Linked DNA regions of Mus musculus: region 1 is linked to region 2. Evidence: chromatin loops called from intact Hi-C (ENCODE). Cell type or tissue: left cerebral cortex. All regions are shown on one strand.

Evidence for each region. Hi-C counts contacts between places; a loop is a spot of excess contacts. Peaks named below come from ENCODE experiments on the same cell type or tissue, not always from the same donor. Only the 100,000 strongest peaks of a DNase experiment are listed, where the experiment ranks them.
Region 1: a loop joins it to region 2, with 3 times the contacts of the local background. A loop is called at or near these places in 4 of 42 quality-filtered maps.

The regions. Positions count from the first base shown.
Region 1 is chrX:135,016,200-135,024,199 of GRCm38, forward strand. 3632454L22Rik (RIKEN cDNA 3632454L22 gene) reads right to left here. Exons shown (of 4, transcript NR_040282.1): 4 at 6,211-8,000. Among named protein-coding and RNA genes, the nearest start is that of Zmat1, 11 kb to the left of the region's middle. In left cerebral cortex, a CTCF peak has its summit at 4,160; no DNase peak of the experiment used is centred here.
Region 2 is chrX:135,077,292-135,085,291 of GRCm38, forward strand. No RefSeq gene overlaps it. Among named protein-coding and RNA genes, the nearest start is that of 3632454L22Rik, 21 kb to the left of the region's middle. In left cerebral cortex, no CTCF peak of the experiment used is centred here; a DNase peak (open chromatin) is centred at 3,680.

The DNA of each region.
Region 1 (8,000 bases), 61 kb before region 2:
ACCACATCCACTGTCAAGAGCAGGGAAAGAAAAAAAAATACATGGGCCCTTGCTTGACTGCTTTCTAAATTTATACAGTTCAGGGCCCAGCCTAGGAAATGGTGCTGCCCATAGTGGACTGGGTCTACACATATCAGGTAACAATTAAGATGGTCCCCCAGAGACATGTCCACAGGCCAACCTGACCTAGATAATTCTTTATTAAGACTCTTCCCAAGTGCTTCTAGGTTGTATCAAGTTGACAGTTAATACCTTAATCTATGAAGAAAATTTTTTTCTGATTCTGGGAATATCTCTAAGTGGAAATTGTCAAGATGCTACTGTAGCCATGACAGTAAAAACACACAGCAATAACAAACACCTATGCAAAATTCTGTGGAGAACAAAAGAAATCTGTGCCATCCTTAAAGCATTGATGATGCATAGGAAATGATTCCAATTATTTTCCTATTTAGTTAGCCCATTTAGGCTATAAAAAAATCTCACATTTTTATGAGAAAGAAGAAAATTACCAAAAACTCAAAACAACTACCTTGTCTGTACTAGATGTTGGTATCTGTGCTAACAGAGATTAACATGATTTCAGATATAGAGTATGTAGCCACCAATCTAATGAAATTATTTCCCATGAAAAACAAACAGGAGTAAATTACATTCACATTATTTAGACAACATAAATAATTGATGGCTCTGCCCCAGGGATATATTAACACTCCTACTTTGTTATAAAGATGTAGATCATATGGATTTTCTGAAGGGAAGTTTGGTCCTCTATTTGATCCACTATTCAGACAACACCAATAATTGGACCAAATGAGAAAGGCTCGGTAATTGGCACATGTGAGGAAGACAACTATCAGAGATTCATGTCAGTCAAATTTGGAGGTGTCCAGTAGTTTTGAGAATATACTGGGACACCACACCTAGACCTCTTTTTTGTGAAAGTAAAATACTGGAAGTTGGAATTGTCCTGATACACTGACTGAATATATTCCAGCTTGGATTAAGTCCAAAATCAGGAAGAGAATTTGTAGCAGGTCCAAATTGGGATGAAAGTAACCCTGCTGTTTGGGCCATATAATTTAATGTAGTGGTCCTCAAGGGTCCTAACGCTGTGACCCTTTAATACAGTTCCTCATGTTGTGATGACCTCCAACCATAAAATTATTTCACAGTTACTTCAAAATTGTAATTTTGCTATTATGGATTGTAATATCTGATATGCAGAATATCTGATAATGTGACCCATGTGAAAAGGTCACTCAACCTCCAAAGGGGTTTTGGCCCACAGGTGGAGAACCACTGATCTAAAGGTACTTATAGTATTAGACTATATGTGGAGGGAACAGATTCCATATGCAATTTGTGATGAGTATCACAGGAAATTTACAACATAACCTTTGATGGTCTGGAACAAGGGTATGCTATCTGCAGTAAAGAATTAGACATAAGTTAGGAGTCTCTGGAATTTTATTAGGCCTCGATAGAGACAACATTTGATCCTTTAGCAAAAATTAGTATAGGGCAGAAAACTACCACCATGAATTGAATCCTTTTTAAGCCCACAATATTATCTGTTTGAATGGGCCTAATGACAACTCACTGTAAGATGTGTTTTGTTTTGTTTTGTTTTGTTTTGTTTTGTTTTCTCTAAGATTGGCATATGCAGCATTAGAATGTGCAAGGAAGCCTAGAGGGCAGGGTGTTCCAGATTCCCACATTATTAGTGTTTACACTGGAGCCTGAGGTCTCAGTGAATAGAGAAGGAAAATGACCAAACCTGATTTATGAGTGGCTCTGCTCAGCATGAGGGTGCAAGATGAGGGCCAGAGCATCCGGACATTCTCCTTTGTTTCAAAGCAAAAGTAAAATGTTTGTAAACTTACAGATAATGGAAAATGACTTATCAAAATGATTTGAGTATTGCAGAGTGAATGACTAGGGTATCAGGTCCAGGTGGTGTGGGGGAGAAGGCGTGGAACTATATGGATAGGGGTCAATAAACACTGACATTATCTGTATTGTGTACTAATGTTCACCAAAGTGCATCTACTACGAAAGACATTGTAAGAAGTGAATAGAAAGAATAATGCAATCAGTTGACACTATCCAGTTGTTATTATTAGCTGTCTACTCACGTGCAAAAAATATAAAATCCAAGTACACAAAGCAAATTGCCAGTCACAGTCACTATGGAGGTCATGACTGAGTAAAAACAGCATGAGTTTCTTGAATGCATTTATCTGTCTAGGAAGTCTAGCATTGTGCTATAGTCTTTGTATCATCATCTTTTACTTTTGGAACACAACAGGAAAATTTCTACTAAATAACAGTAAGCCCTGAGGTTTGAAAAACACAAGAAAAAAGGTTAAAATATATCATTTTCTTCCTTACCAAATCCAGTAATTAATCCTTAAACTACTGAATTCTGAAAATGTGACATGCTACTGTCTCTCCTGTACCTAAAGAATTTTGATGAAATGTGAGACAGGACTTTGCAATGAACAAGTATGTTGACTGCTAGAGAGGCCCCTAACATGAGTCAGGACACCTTTCTGATAGGTCCAACCCATGAACCTTAACAACCTTTTATAAACCTGAACAATCACCTATCTCCTTTACCTCACATAGCAGCAAGGTTTCCGCGACTTTGTTTCTCAAATACCTATAATTGCAGAGAAATGTAATGTGAGGTTTAAGTGACTTATCTTGACTAAATACCTTCTGCTTCATGATACTGAAGCACACTGGCACCAAGAAGCACCCAGTGTTAATTATTAGCAAGGGTTAAGACCTCATTTGGTTATGTTACTGCTTTTACCTTTATGAAGATGCATGTTAAAATAGTTAGTGCACACTGAATTAAAGTTATTACTTTACTACAAAATGGAAAATGGATTAACATAAGCTTCAATGAGAGTTAATCCAAGTCTCCATCAAACCAACATGTATCCATTACTTAAGGTCACTAACCACTCTCCTATTGTACATGTATACATGTCTATATGTCCGTATACTTAGAACTGGGGCCCCTTTTCTATACTCGAATAACAATGAAGTAATGAGTAGTATTTCTGTCTTTCCTCACAGTACTAAAATGTAAAATATAAACCAGCTGAATTTCCAAATAGACCTCCACTATCAATGTTAAGTAAAGCTGTAATTGATGAAGATATTTATCACATGATAACCAGTGTGCCACTTTCACAAGACTACCAGATTTACAAGAGCTCAGCTGATAAACTCAGCCTTTCTATCCAGCTGTTTCTCTCTCTTTCTTTCTTTCTTTCTTTCTTTCTTTCTTTCTTTCTTTCTTTCTTTCTTTCTTTCTTTCTTTCTTTCTTTCTTCCCCCCCCCTCTCTTTCTTTTTCTTTCTTTCTTTCTTTTTTGAGACAGGGTTTCTCTGTATAGCCCTGGCTGTCCTGGAACTCACTCTGTAGACCAGGCTGGCCTCAAATTCAGAAATCCGCCTGCCTCTGCCTCCCGAGTGCTAGGATTAAAGGTGTGCGCCACCACGCCCAGCTTCAGCTGTTTCTTTAACACAAAATCAAGCCACATTTTTATTTTCCAGAATCCACTGGACTTAAAAAGACTTACCACCTCTCTCCACCCCCCTCTCTCTCTCTCTCTCTCTCTCTCTCTCTCTCTCTCTCTCTCTCTTTCCCTCTCCCTCCCTCCCTCCCTCCCTCCCTTCCTCCCTCTCTTCATTTGTTTGTTTGTTTGTTTGTTTTTGAGATGCTGTCCCTCTATGTAGTCCTCACTATCCTGGAAATATCTATGTAGACCAGGCTGCCTTCAAACTCACATAGCTGCACATGCCTCTGTCTCTAGAGTGCTGGCATTAGAGGTGCATGCCACTATGCCAAGCTCAAATATATAGCTCGGGCTTGCCTTGAACGCATGATCTTTCTGCCTCCCTCTCCTTCAGCAGACCCTACTAGAATACACCACCCTCCTTATTTATTAATAATTCTCCATATTAAACATTCAAATGCACCATATAGATGACTTATGCAGTCAGTTCCAATATTTATACTAGAGGTTGATGAGCATCCCTAACAGCAGTAAGATTGATTATAATATCACAAGGACATGGATTGCAATGTAAATCTTTCAATATAGTTACTATATTACCCAAGACTGCCATCTATTGAATAGAGATGATAACACTGTTCATCAAAGTTGTAGAAGATAATTGAAATAAGTTTTTCAAGGAACAAGCATAGAACGTGGCAGAGTCAGCCAGCATCCCCTGGAGTTCCCATAGCACAGTCACCATACTTTATTCAATTCTTAGAAATACCAATGGAAACTTAATAATGGTAACCAAAAAATTTTAAGGTAATATTCCTTGTTTGTGTATTTCTTATGAGATGTTAATAGGATAAAAGGGTGAATGTTATCAAGATGAAAAAGGAAGTATGTTGCCAAAAATTATGTCCACAAATTCTTCACCATTTGCTTTTGTCTGAATGTTTGTTCCCCTCCAAATCAATACACTAAAACCGAATTCTTGTGGGTATTAAAGGTGGGATTTTTGTAAGCAACTAGATGGTATTAGTGTCCTTATAAAAGAGGCTTGTCCTTATATAAAAGAGCTTTTGTCCCTCTTTGCCCTTCTGCCATATGAAGACACAGCTGGAAGATGGAGTCAATGATGGATGAGCCTTCATTAAATCTACCAAATCTCCTGGCACATTCATCTCAGAATTCCTAGGGCTGTAGGGCATTACATTTCATAGTTTATTAATTATTCAGACTGTGGTATTAGTAGTTCAATCAGACCAAGACAAATTCATACACAGAATAAATACTCAAAATGTGGAAGTGGCTTGGAAACTGGCACACAGGTATAAGATGGAATAATTTGAAGCAATATGATGGGGCTAAAACAAAATAGAACTACTTTGCAGCCCAGTATGGTGGTACATGCTTTTAATCTCAGCACTGGAGAGGCAGAGGCAGGCAGATCTCTGAGATTAAGGCTAGCCTAGTCTACAAAGTGTGTTGCAGAGCAGCCAGAGCAAATAGTAAGACCCTGAATCAAAAGGAAAAAACACAAATAAAATGAAAAACTGATTTGCTGTGAATGTGACAATAAGAACAAATCTGATAGTGCTCAGAAGAAGAAAGATGTAGGAAAAAAAAAGCCTTAGTGTCTTTAGAGATAGCCAAAATGGTCTTGTAAAAATGCCAAAATGTTAACCATTTACCACCAGAGCTGACAAATCAGACTTCCTAGGCTACTCATTTTAAGCAGAAGCAGAGAGTTTATATAGTCTTCATTCATATTATCCCACAAGAGATAGAGAATCGGATTTAACAAAATACATTAAATTACCCCAATCTCTAGGAATCTTCCTTCATTCTCCTGAGTGGCTTGGGAGAAATAATGATATGCAAAGAACATGTGCTGAAAATTTGAGAACCTAAGTGCCAGAAACAACACCTCCAAATATATGTATGTTTTAACATTTCTTTTAATATTTTACCTGTGTACATTTTAATTTCTGTTTTATAGACAAAGAAAGATAGGATTTCATTACATGCTTTTGTATATTCGATGTCTTTTGAACTTGCCTTTTTCTTCTTTAACCTTTTGCCATCATTTTCCTTCCTATAAGAGGGGCACTTTCCATTTATGAGTATAAGTGTACAATGCCCAAATGCAGCACTACCCGCTCATTGATTACATCTCCACATTTTACCATCCATCATCTATCATCCGACCTTTCACAAACTATGTCAGGTTAGCATATGCATCGAGGACAGATACTAAGATGAGTGAGGCTCACTAGAGATCCAGAACCTTGTACCCCCCAAGATGCTATTCTATATAGCACAGGCCAAAAAAAAAAATCAGCTTAAGTATGTTGTTGTCGTTCTTCAGAATGGTGATTTTAAAGTTTGGTTAACGGAAAGTTCCTGTTTTCAGAGAGTAGATCCCATATGTTCAAGTGTATGCATTTTCTAGAGAAGAAATGTTTCAAAATTATATTGTAACTAGTGTATTATTAAATAGAATAGAAGTTTGGCTTCATTCTATTACAGATGCTGACTGAGGTGCTGCTACTAGCTTTGGGATCGCAATACTTACCAGAGAACAGAAGAAACTTTGTATTACATTATATGTATATGTAGGGTATATATGTTGGGCTAATCTCATGTAACTTTAAGAGATAGTTGTTACTAACATAAACAGGTTTTTGTTTTTTTTTTTTTTTCAGGTGAGCCGTGAGTCTTAACTATTTTGCCTATATGAAGAGTAAATGACAGAGCCAAGACTCAAGTTCAAGCAGTCTGGTTTTTAGTCTGTGTTCTTGGTGGAGTACCACTTTTGTGTGCATACTAGACTCACTTGGAATATTTGTACAATATTTTTGTGTTCATACCTACCATGAATTATTAAAAGAAAATCTCTATAGCTCTTAAAGTACCTGGATAGTTCTAATGCAGTGTGAGATTTGAGAATCACTTGCTTACACCTGAGGGAAATGGGCAACATGAATTAGCTCTTTTTTTATTTTTAGTGTTATTGTTTGTTATTTAAAGGACAACAAAGTAGAAATTTTAGAACATTCAGGCGTGAGCAATATAACAGCTAGATCTTTGGTGAATTTTCTGCATCTATAGAAAGAAGAAATTGAAATTATTGAATAATTGGTATAAGAAAATCATCAAACACACATAGGTCATTTACAAATATGATGTGGGCTTACCTGTATATTCTAGTTAAATTTAAAAATTATATACCATAGATATTTTATGTGTAAAAATTGAATTTATCCTTTAAAAGTAGCTACATCATTTTTTCACTATATACAGTTAGCATATTTTAATCAGATCTCTGCTTATGTTGGTTTTTAAAGTAGAATTAAGTAAGCTAGAATTCACTTCAGATTGTGGCAGATGTTGCTTGGTGAAATTACTCATGCTAAGATTTCCAGAATGTAAAGTTGGAGTTAGTTTTAACAGGTTACAAATACTGTCATTTTGTTGATAGATGTTACCTCTTTCCCTTATGTTCTTTCTAGTGCTTTTAGCCAGCCTTATGGCTAGCCAGAGAAGATCCATGAATCCTCTGGCCAGGACAACTTTGTACATATTGTTCTCTCAATGAAGAGACCAATTCTCTGGTTTTGCTTTGCCTTGCCCATTTGACCCAGGAAGAAATGCAGACTATATTTGAATATCTGGCTACCCTCTCTTCCTCATTGCAGTGTTTATTCTCCCCTGAACACCCTTGCCATGTCTCTGGGTGCTTGTTGCCAAATTTGCTCCATTCCACATACCTTACAATTCTGTCTTTTTCCTTCATGGTTTCTAATTTTGTGTTTTACCTGGGATTTGGCTTGCATATGAATTCATGTTTCAAGTTGCTTCCAAGTCTTGACAAGCAGATATTATTATACATTGCCTGGACTTTTGATTTCTAACATTATTTATTCTGTTCCATATCTATAGGTATCCAACCTATTCAAGAGATAAAAATTCTGGCACAGAATATTCTCTTAAAGCCTAGAAAATTATTGTGTTTGATTATTTATTAAGCATACTCAAGTTATTTGTGCATAGGCAATCTGAATGAGACTGCTGTCAAATGGCAGAATACAGCAAATTTATCTTAAAGGTTTTGGAGTGGGTTTGTGGTTCTTGAATCAGGCAATGCTTCGTTTCATGAAGCAAATAAATGCTTCAATGAAGTTAGTAGAAGGTTGGTAAACAGAAACTGAAGGAAACATACATAAATAACAGACTGGGTTAGCTGTTCCAAGGTCCTTTGGCAGACAATATATATATAGAGAGAACCAAAGAAAGTACACTGATTGGTTAACTTTAGGTTACTTCAGGTTACTTTGGGGATGAAACATTGGGAACAGGGAGAGCTTCATTATCATGCCTACTGTAACTGGCCTGTTTGAGAAACTGCACTATCATCTCTCATTTTTGGAAGGTCAGATAACTTGCTTCAGTATAAGTAACAATATTTTGATATTTAT
Region 2 (8,000 bases):
CTTCTCCATCTTTACATTTCTCCAAAGCATTTATCTGCTTTCACTCAATTGACAGCTCTTGGCACCTGGCCAGGGCTGGGAGAGTTATAACAAACTGTGGTCAGCATTTCTGAGACACTTCCTACACACCCCAGGCATCCACCTTCACCCTCTTATGCTGTTGACCCTGGTCTTCGTGGTGCACAACCCCCCCACCAGCTTGGGCCCTTATGGAAATGTTTGTCTAGCATTTTTCCTCTGAATGGCTTTGGAGTCGATATGTCTGGATTTTTATAATGGTCCATATTCAATCTCAGATTCTCCATAGCTGTGAAAATAGAAATTTGCATTTTCACTGTAAGTCTGATTTGTTCCTGACCCTCAGAACTCCACAACTGGGGGTGGAGGTGGCAGCTGGAGGCATTGCTGCAGAATTTCAATGTATCTATCTGACTTCAATTTGCACAAAGCTAAAAGCATTGTCCTCCCAATGGCTATTGTGCCATATTCTTGTCTCAGGAAAGGTCTTTGTACTCATCGTGCCCTCAAAGCAGACCATACCCTTGCTTCTCCTTTTATTTAGCACATACTGCCCAACAGTAATGTTCCTTGCAGAGAGTGACCACAGGCTTTTGTTATAACTGAAATTTCAATAAAGACTTTCTGGTAGTTGTTTCTAGTCTAAAATTCTAAGTCAGATTCCCTGATGCACACTAGGTAGCAGGTGAAATGCCTTGTTTTACCTGCATAGCCAAGTGAGACTTCCTAGTGTACCTGAAATTCCAGATGAGTCTTACTTGAACAAATTGCAATGCTTTCTCAAAAGACTTACTGGGCACATTCACTCTAGGAAAAAAACTGTCTAGTTTATCTGTACTTCATAGCAAGATCCCCAGATTCACTTCCTCTCCTAGGTGAGTCTCAATTTTGTACCTGCACTTTCAAGACAGTGTTCTTGATGCAGTTATATAACATGAGGTGATGCCCCAGTGCTAAGTAACTCTTAGATGGGACTGCCTTTTTCACCCAAACTCCCAGAAAAGATACCCTGATGTGGCTGAATTTTGATGTTGCATGTATCATCACTTTCAGGTTTGTATCCCTGCTATACCTCTAATGATTCTTCAGGATAGAGCTGACCTTGTAGAGGGGTCACTCTGGTGCTTGTGCACATCCAGGTTAGTCTCCCTTGTCGCAAAAGCTCTTTCACTAGGTCCTCTCTGTAAAGCTGAACTTTCCAATGAGTTCATATTACCACAAGAGCTTCTAGAATAAGCACAATGGCTCATCTTCACTGACAAATACTATTCTTTTGTTACAATGACATTTCCAAGTGTGACTTGGTGGTATAATTGTACTTCCAGTTGATTCTCTTTGGTGTTCCATCTTCCTAGGTTAGAATCTCCAACACATGCCTATATTTCTAGGTCAGAGTCTCTTGCAACTTGTACTAAAGAGGTTAGAAAACCTGTCTCATCTGTACCTGTGATATGAGACTCTCTGTTGGCTATTTACTCTTGGGTGGAGTATCCTCTTCTACCTGTATTATCAGGTAAGTTTTTTGGTGCAATTGAAATACAAAATGAGATTTTGGGGGGCCACCTTCATCCCCATGTAATTCTCCCTGATAAGTCATACCTTCTAGGTCAAATACTCTGCCACCTCTGCACTTGCACACAATTTTATTGGGCAACTTAGATCTCCCTGTGCAACCAATACTTTGGATGAGTCCCAATTCTTTGGCACAACTGTATTTTAAAGGGAGACGCCACAGAGAACCTGCACTTCCAAGTGGGATTACCTATTGACCTTGAATTGCCAGGTATTTTGTTTCTTTTTCTTGTTACTGTGTTAAAGTACTCCAACATAAGTAACATCCAGAAGAAAAGTTATCTGGGTCACAGCTACTGGTTGTAGCTCAACATGACAGGGACATGGCAGCAGCAGAAACTTGAAACAGCAGGGCCACATTTTGTCTGCATTTAGAAGAAAAGAGTGATGACCATATGCATACAAAAGGTCACCTCCCCTTTTCCACTCTTATACTGCCCAGGACCCCTTGCCTAGGTAATGATCTTGACCACAGTTAAGACAAATCTTCTTGTCCGGCTTAATTAGGGTTTTATTGCTGTGAAGAGACACCCTGACCAAGCCAACTTTTATAAAGGCAAACATTTAATTGAGGCTAGCTTACAGGTTCAGAGGTTCAGTCCATTATCATCACAGCAGGAAGCATGGTACTGTGCAGGCTGATTTGGTGCTGGAGGAGCCAAAGGCAGCTAGGAGGAGAGTCTTACTCCACATTGGGCAAAGCCAGACCACAGGAGCCTCAAAGCCCACTGCCACAGTAACACACTTCCTCCAACAAGGCCACACCTCCTCACAGTGCCACTCGCTGTGGGTCAGGCATATTCAAACCAACATACCATCTCCATATGCACTTCCACTTGAATCTTTGCAATCCACCTTCACTTCAGGTGGTAGTCTCTGGGGCATCCGTGCTTTCAGGTAAGATTTCCTACTGTGACTTCACTTCCTGATGAAATATTTTGATGCATGTGCACTTCCTGGATGGTTCCCTGATGTGTCTGGATTTCCATGAAGAAGTCAGTAGGGCACCTCGCTGTGAAGTAAAAGTCTCTGGTACATCTTCACCCTTCATTCACCTGCCTTCTTAAGTGAGATTCCTCGGTGCCCTTGCAATCACTTGGGTCACTGTGGTCCACTTTCCAGTTGAATCTCCATGGAGATGAGCAAACAGGTGGGAACACCACAGCCTGGTATGGAGAGTGTTGATATTCTCTCTCTGGAAGAAGGGGTTAGGGAGGACAATGGGACCCTCACCTGAGTACCCAACTGCCCCTGTGAACTCATTAAAGGCAATCTAGTGCCTCTAATTTCAGGCAGCAATTAGATCTCTCGGCAGGCCTGGACTGTAGAGTTGGGGAAGGACAAGGAGAGGGTTCCATCTATACAGACATGGTGAGGAGTCTTCATGCATACTTCATGCATGGTGAGGACCTTCCAGTGTGGCTGCTTTAAAGTCATCCATACTCCTGGATGTAATTCCCCCACCCACTGTTCTGTAGGTGAGGTTAACAAACCCCTTGGTTCCCCAGTGTGAATTTCAGTGGAGTCACTCATTGGTGTGTCATTAGGAAGGAATTTTGGCAAAATGGTTCAGGACATAGAAGAGAGCATGGTGCACAGAACAGCTGATACCACACACTATACAACACACATATAAAATACACCAATCAGCATCTACATTACAACCCACAGCATATAGCACTAAATATAGACACAGAAAACATAAATACCACACATATGCCACTGAATACAGCACACACCATTGTACACATTACTCAAAATAGCATTCTCACAGCATACAGTACAATCATTAATATGTATGTTCACACACACAACACACTTCATACACAAACATGATGAACACAACCCAGCTATATGATGGACATACACAAAACACCCACTCAACAACAGATCGCACATATGTAGGCAGACCTTCTAGTATGGAGAAAAGTGATGGTAGGTAAACCACCTCCAGATAATGCTTCACTTGAGAAGGCTGTAGATATTAGCTATTGCCTACACTCACTTGGGAGCTACTACAGACAAGCCAGCAGAATTCAGGCGTTTTCTAGACACAACAATATATTATCCTTTGAAAGTTCCTGGAAAGAGGACAGATGGCTTGGCAGAAGGGTAAGTGTGAAGGGGGAATAAATATGCATTTAGATGTGTGGATGAGGAGGAAATGTGTGGAAAGATGGATTAATGGGAGGATGGTTGGGTGAATGAATAGATGAATAAATGTAGGGATGGGTAGATGAATGGGCAGTTTGACTGATGAGTGGGTAAGTGGTTGGATGGTTTAAGGGAGGGCAGGCTGGCTGGGACATTAAAGATAAGCTTTTAAAGATCAAGGAGATGCTTAATAATGAGCCCATCAAAGGCCTAAACTGGGGCTAACATCTATTTGTCCATCATAACACAGTGTGGCCTATGAACTGGAACCTGGGTTAGGATGGCCGGCTGTCTGAAATACACCCTGCTAGAGAAGTACATGAGGGAGAAAAAAGACAGATGGCTGAATCTCACCTGCTCATTTTCATGTATGCATTTATGTAAGTGTGTGCCTGGCAGTTTGTGTATGTTTATGATTGTGTTTGTATATGGATGTGTTAGAATGCACACTGATTTGTAATTTCAGGGATGTTTCTATGCCCAGACTGTGCGGGAAAGTTCATTTGTTTGCCTGTCTGGATGTTATTCTGGGAGTGTTTGTCTATATGTCTGAGCATTCGCATGTATTTGTTTGTGCTTTTTACCCACTACAGTTCATGGCTAGGACTTCTTGCTTTGTTTTCTCCTGACTCCCTGACAGTGATGGACCTGCTAAATGTGTAATAACTGCCTCCAGGGACAAAGGTTGAGTGAACACTGAGTTTTGTACTTGATGATACCCATAGGACAAATCCAAAGAGCAATGTTGGTGATAATTCTGTATGTAGAGACAGCTTGCCAGAGCTGGCTCTAGGGTACCTCAGGTGAGGTTTGACACCTTACTTGATAAATGTTCTATGATCTCATTCTACCTTAGTTATGTGATTCAAGGGGCTGCCTGAGTGAACACTGAGTAACTTTCCTGTGGTAGTTTGAATGAGAATGGCCCCCATAGGGTCATAGATTGAAATACTTGGTTCCTGGCTGATGAACAATCTAATAGGAAGGATTAAGAGGTATGATCTTGTTGAAGAAAGTGTGTCACTGGGGGTGAACTTTGAGGTTTCAAGAGCCAATGCCACCTTCAGTCCCGTTCTCTGCCTGCTGCCTGTGGATAGGATGTAAACTCTCAGCTGTTGCTCTAGCCCCATACCCACCTGCCTGATGCCATACCCCCACCATGATGATCATAGACTCAGTTAGCCTCTGAAACTATAAACAAGTCCCCAATTCACTTCTTTCTTTTATAAATTGACTTGCTCATACCATCTGTTCCCAGCAATAGAAGAGTAACTAAGATATTTTTCACTACCCGTGTTGTCAAGACTGGCCTAGAGAATCGTTCCTAGCTTGTCTGACTAACTAAGTTGTAAAACGCTGAGATGGGGATCAAAGATCAAGGCAAGACTTATCAGCTAAATGGCCTGGGGCTCCTCAATGTTTACACTTACAGACCCAAGTTCTGGTGGTCATCCTGCAGCTTGGGCATGGTGATAAAGGGTCTTGGTCTCTTTTCCTGTAGCTGTAATAAAATACCCTGACAAAAGCAACTTAAAATAGAAAGGATTGACTTTGGCTCACTATTTCAGGTTACAATTCATCATCGAGGGGAAGTCACAGTGGCAAGCCCTTGAGGGAGCTGGTCATATCACATTCCTAATCAGGAGCAGGGAGCAATGACTACGTGCTACTTCTCAGTTCCATTTTGTCATGTATACAACCCAGGTCCCTTGTCTAAGGAATGAGACTGGCTACAGTTAAAATGATTCTTCCCAAATGAATGTAATCAAGATATGACCTTACAGGTATGCTCGTAAGCCCAATCACCCAAATGATTCTAGAGTGTGTCATGGTGACAATTAGCACTACCCAGAAGACCAAGCTATCTCCACCTTCATTTCCACCTCCATGATGCCCTCCCAGCTCAATAAGTGCCTCACATACAACGGCAGGATTACCCTGAAAATTCCCACTCAATATGGGATGTACAGACTCAGCAGATCCAACAATGGTGATAGAATTGAATAATCCCTTCTAAAACTGGACCTGTTTTTCCCCTCTGTAACCATGTATTGAGCTAGAAGCTGCGAGCCCAGACACAATGGTATAGTTCTGTCCTCCTGAAGGTTTCCTAAATGCACCTCTGACTCTACAAACACTGGTTCCTTCATGGCACTATGCTCTGAACTCTATTTGGGCTCTGCTAGTAGATAGGATTCCATGGGTATATTTTAGTACATCCTTCTAGAAACAGCTGAGGTCTCAGCCTAAACAGTCCAAATAAAATGGGCCCCTGCCCCTACATCTCTTGGTCAGTGAGTACACTAGTCCTGCACTGAATTTCACCTAATCAGGAAAGTCCCTACTGTGGGTCCCCTTCTCTCCCTCTGGCTCCTTTGCACTCTCACACACGGGACATGGAGCAAGGATATCAGGCTCTTTACCTAGTTCTGTCATAAGATATCTGTCTTCAGCAGGGAGGAAGAGAGGGTCATTCCTACAGCAGATGGGCCTAGGACAAGATGGCCCCAGGGACCTCCCAGAGTACCGTATGCTGCAGAAGCCATGCTCAAAACAAGACAGGCTTCTGGCAACAGCCTCGTGGACTGATCTGGAGAACTCAGATATTTCAAGAAGCTACTAGTGGTGCCTGGCACAGAACAATTCCTCCGTGTGTATGCTTGCAAAGATGACAAGCATTGTCCTCCCAAACATCAAACAACATACAGTCATCAAATCCCGCCCTCCATGCCCACTTTAAGGACAGAGGTGAAGTAGCCTGCCCAGGACACCATAGCAGGTCAAAACCAGAGCCTCATTCATGGCTTTGTTCTCCACAAACAGTGGCTTTCTCCTATAGAGCATGGACTTAGTTTGGTTAGAGTGACGTCACAGTATTCGCTGAAGCTCAGGGACCAGCCAGGATCTGACTGGGCAGAGGATCCAAATGTGCTGTGTCCTTACAAACTTCAATGTTGTGAGACTAACCTACCTATGCAGACACTCGCCCCTTACTTACTTGTACCCACTCATTAACACAATCCATTCAGCTCATTCAATAAATGACAGACTCATTTCTTGAGCATTGCAGAGGATGCTGGAAAGTATCACTGATATGCTTAGGCAGGAGCCTTTAGACAAAGACAACTGAGAGAGAATCCCAGGGGTGGCTAAACTCAATGGAGGCCTCTCTTATAGACATGCTCAGAGGGCACTCCCATCTTGGGTGGGATGACCACTCTCTCCATCTTTCAGACCACTGCTTCCATTCCCCTTCACATGTGTCTCAGGGACACTAGAGACCTTTTAACCATCCATTTCCTGTGCTCCATGTCCTGATTCCAAGGAGAAGATGATGTGGCTGGCTGACGTGACCTCACAAATTCATGTACAGTGATTCAACTGGCTTGCCTGCCCATCTAGAACCTGAGGCTCTGCTGAACTCTGTACCCCAGAGGCCTGCAGACAGGCAGGAAATAGCCAGAGAGCCTGGAGCCTCTCTTGGAGCCAAGGAAAGCAGGGAATGGGACTATGACCTAAAAAGGAAGGCAGTTACTCTAAGGCCAAGTTCTTATGACCAACAAACAGAGTGTCCCAGGCAATGGGTGTATCAGGAGGTCAAAGGGAGACCCACTGCTCTGAGAGTATAGAAATGTCGGGGACTTGCCTGACCATTCATTCCCTGTAGTAATGGTAATCTGGTGATATATGGAGTAGTGGTTGGACCCCCTGGATGTTAGGCACGTCCATCCTAGGAGTCTCTTGGCTCTATATCATTTTGGAAGATCTGTGTGATTCACAAACTGTAATCGTGGTGGACAGACCTAGAGTCTCATTTAAATGAGGCTTCAAGATCCATGGAAGCCAAGAAGTCCTGTCAGGAAGGGCAATGGGAAATGGGAGACCTAGAAGGAATTGGGGGTAGAGGGTAGTGGAGGGGGCAGCACAGCTAGACTCTGAGCTATCTCTTTTGTAACCTAGGAATGCTCAGACTGCCCCCCCCCACGAATCAATAGTGCAGAGCATGGTATGGCTTGCTCCTGAGCATAGATCCACCAGAGATTCCTTAATCCCATCACTTGCTACAGACTGATTTTCACATTCCTCAGACATGATCTGCTGGCTCAGGCCTCTAACCAGAAAGGAGTTGAGGAAATGCACCGAGGACCCCATTTTGGACTTCTGAGTTCAGATCCTGCACAGGGATTTGGATTTGCACTCTCCAACTGTGCAGAACGATCTGAAGGTGTCTAGTGAGTGAGGGATGGATGCACAGA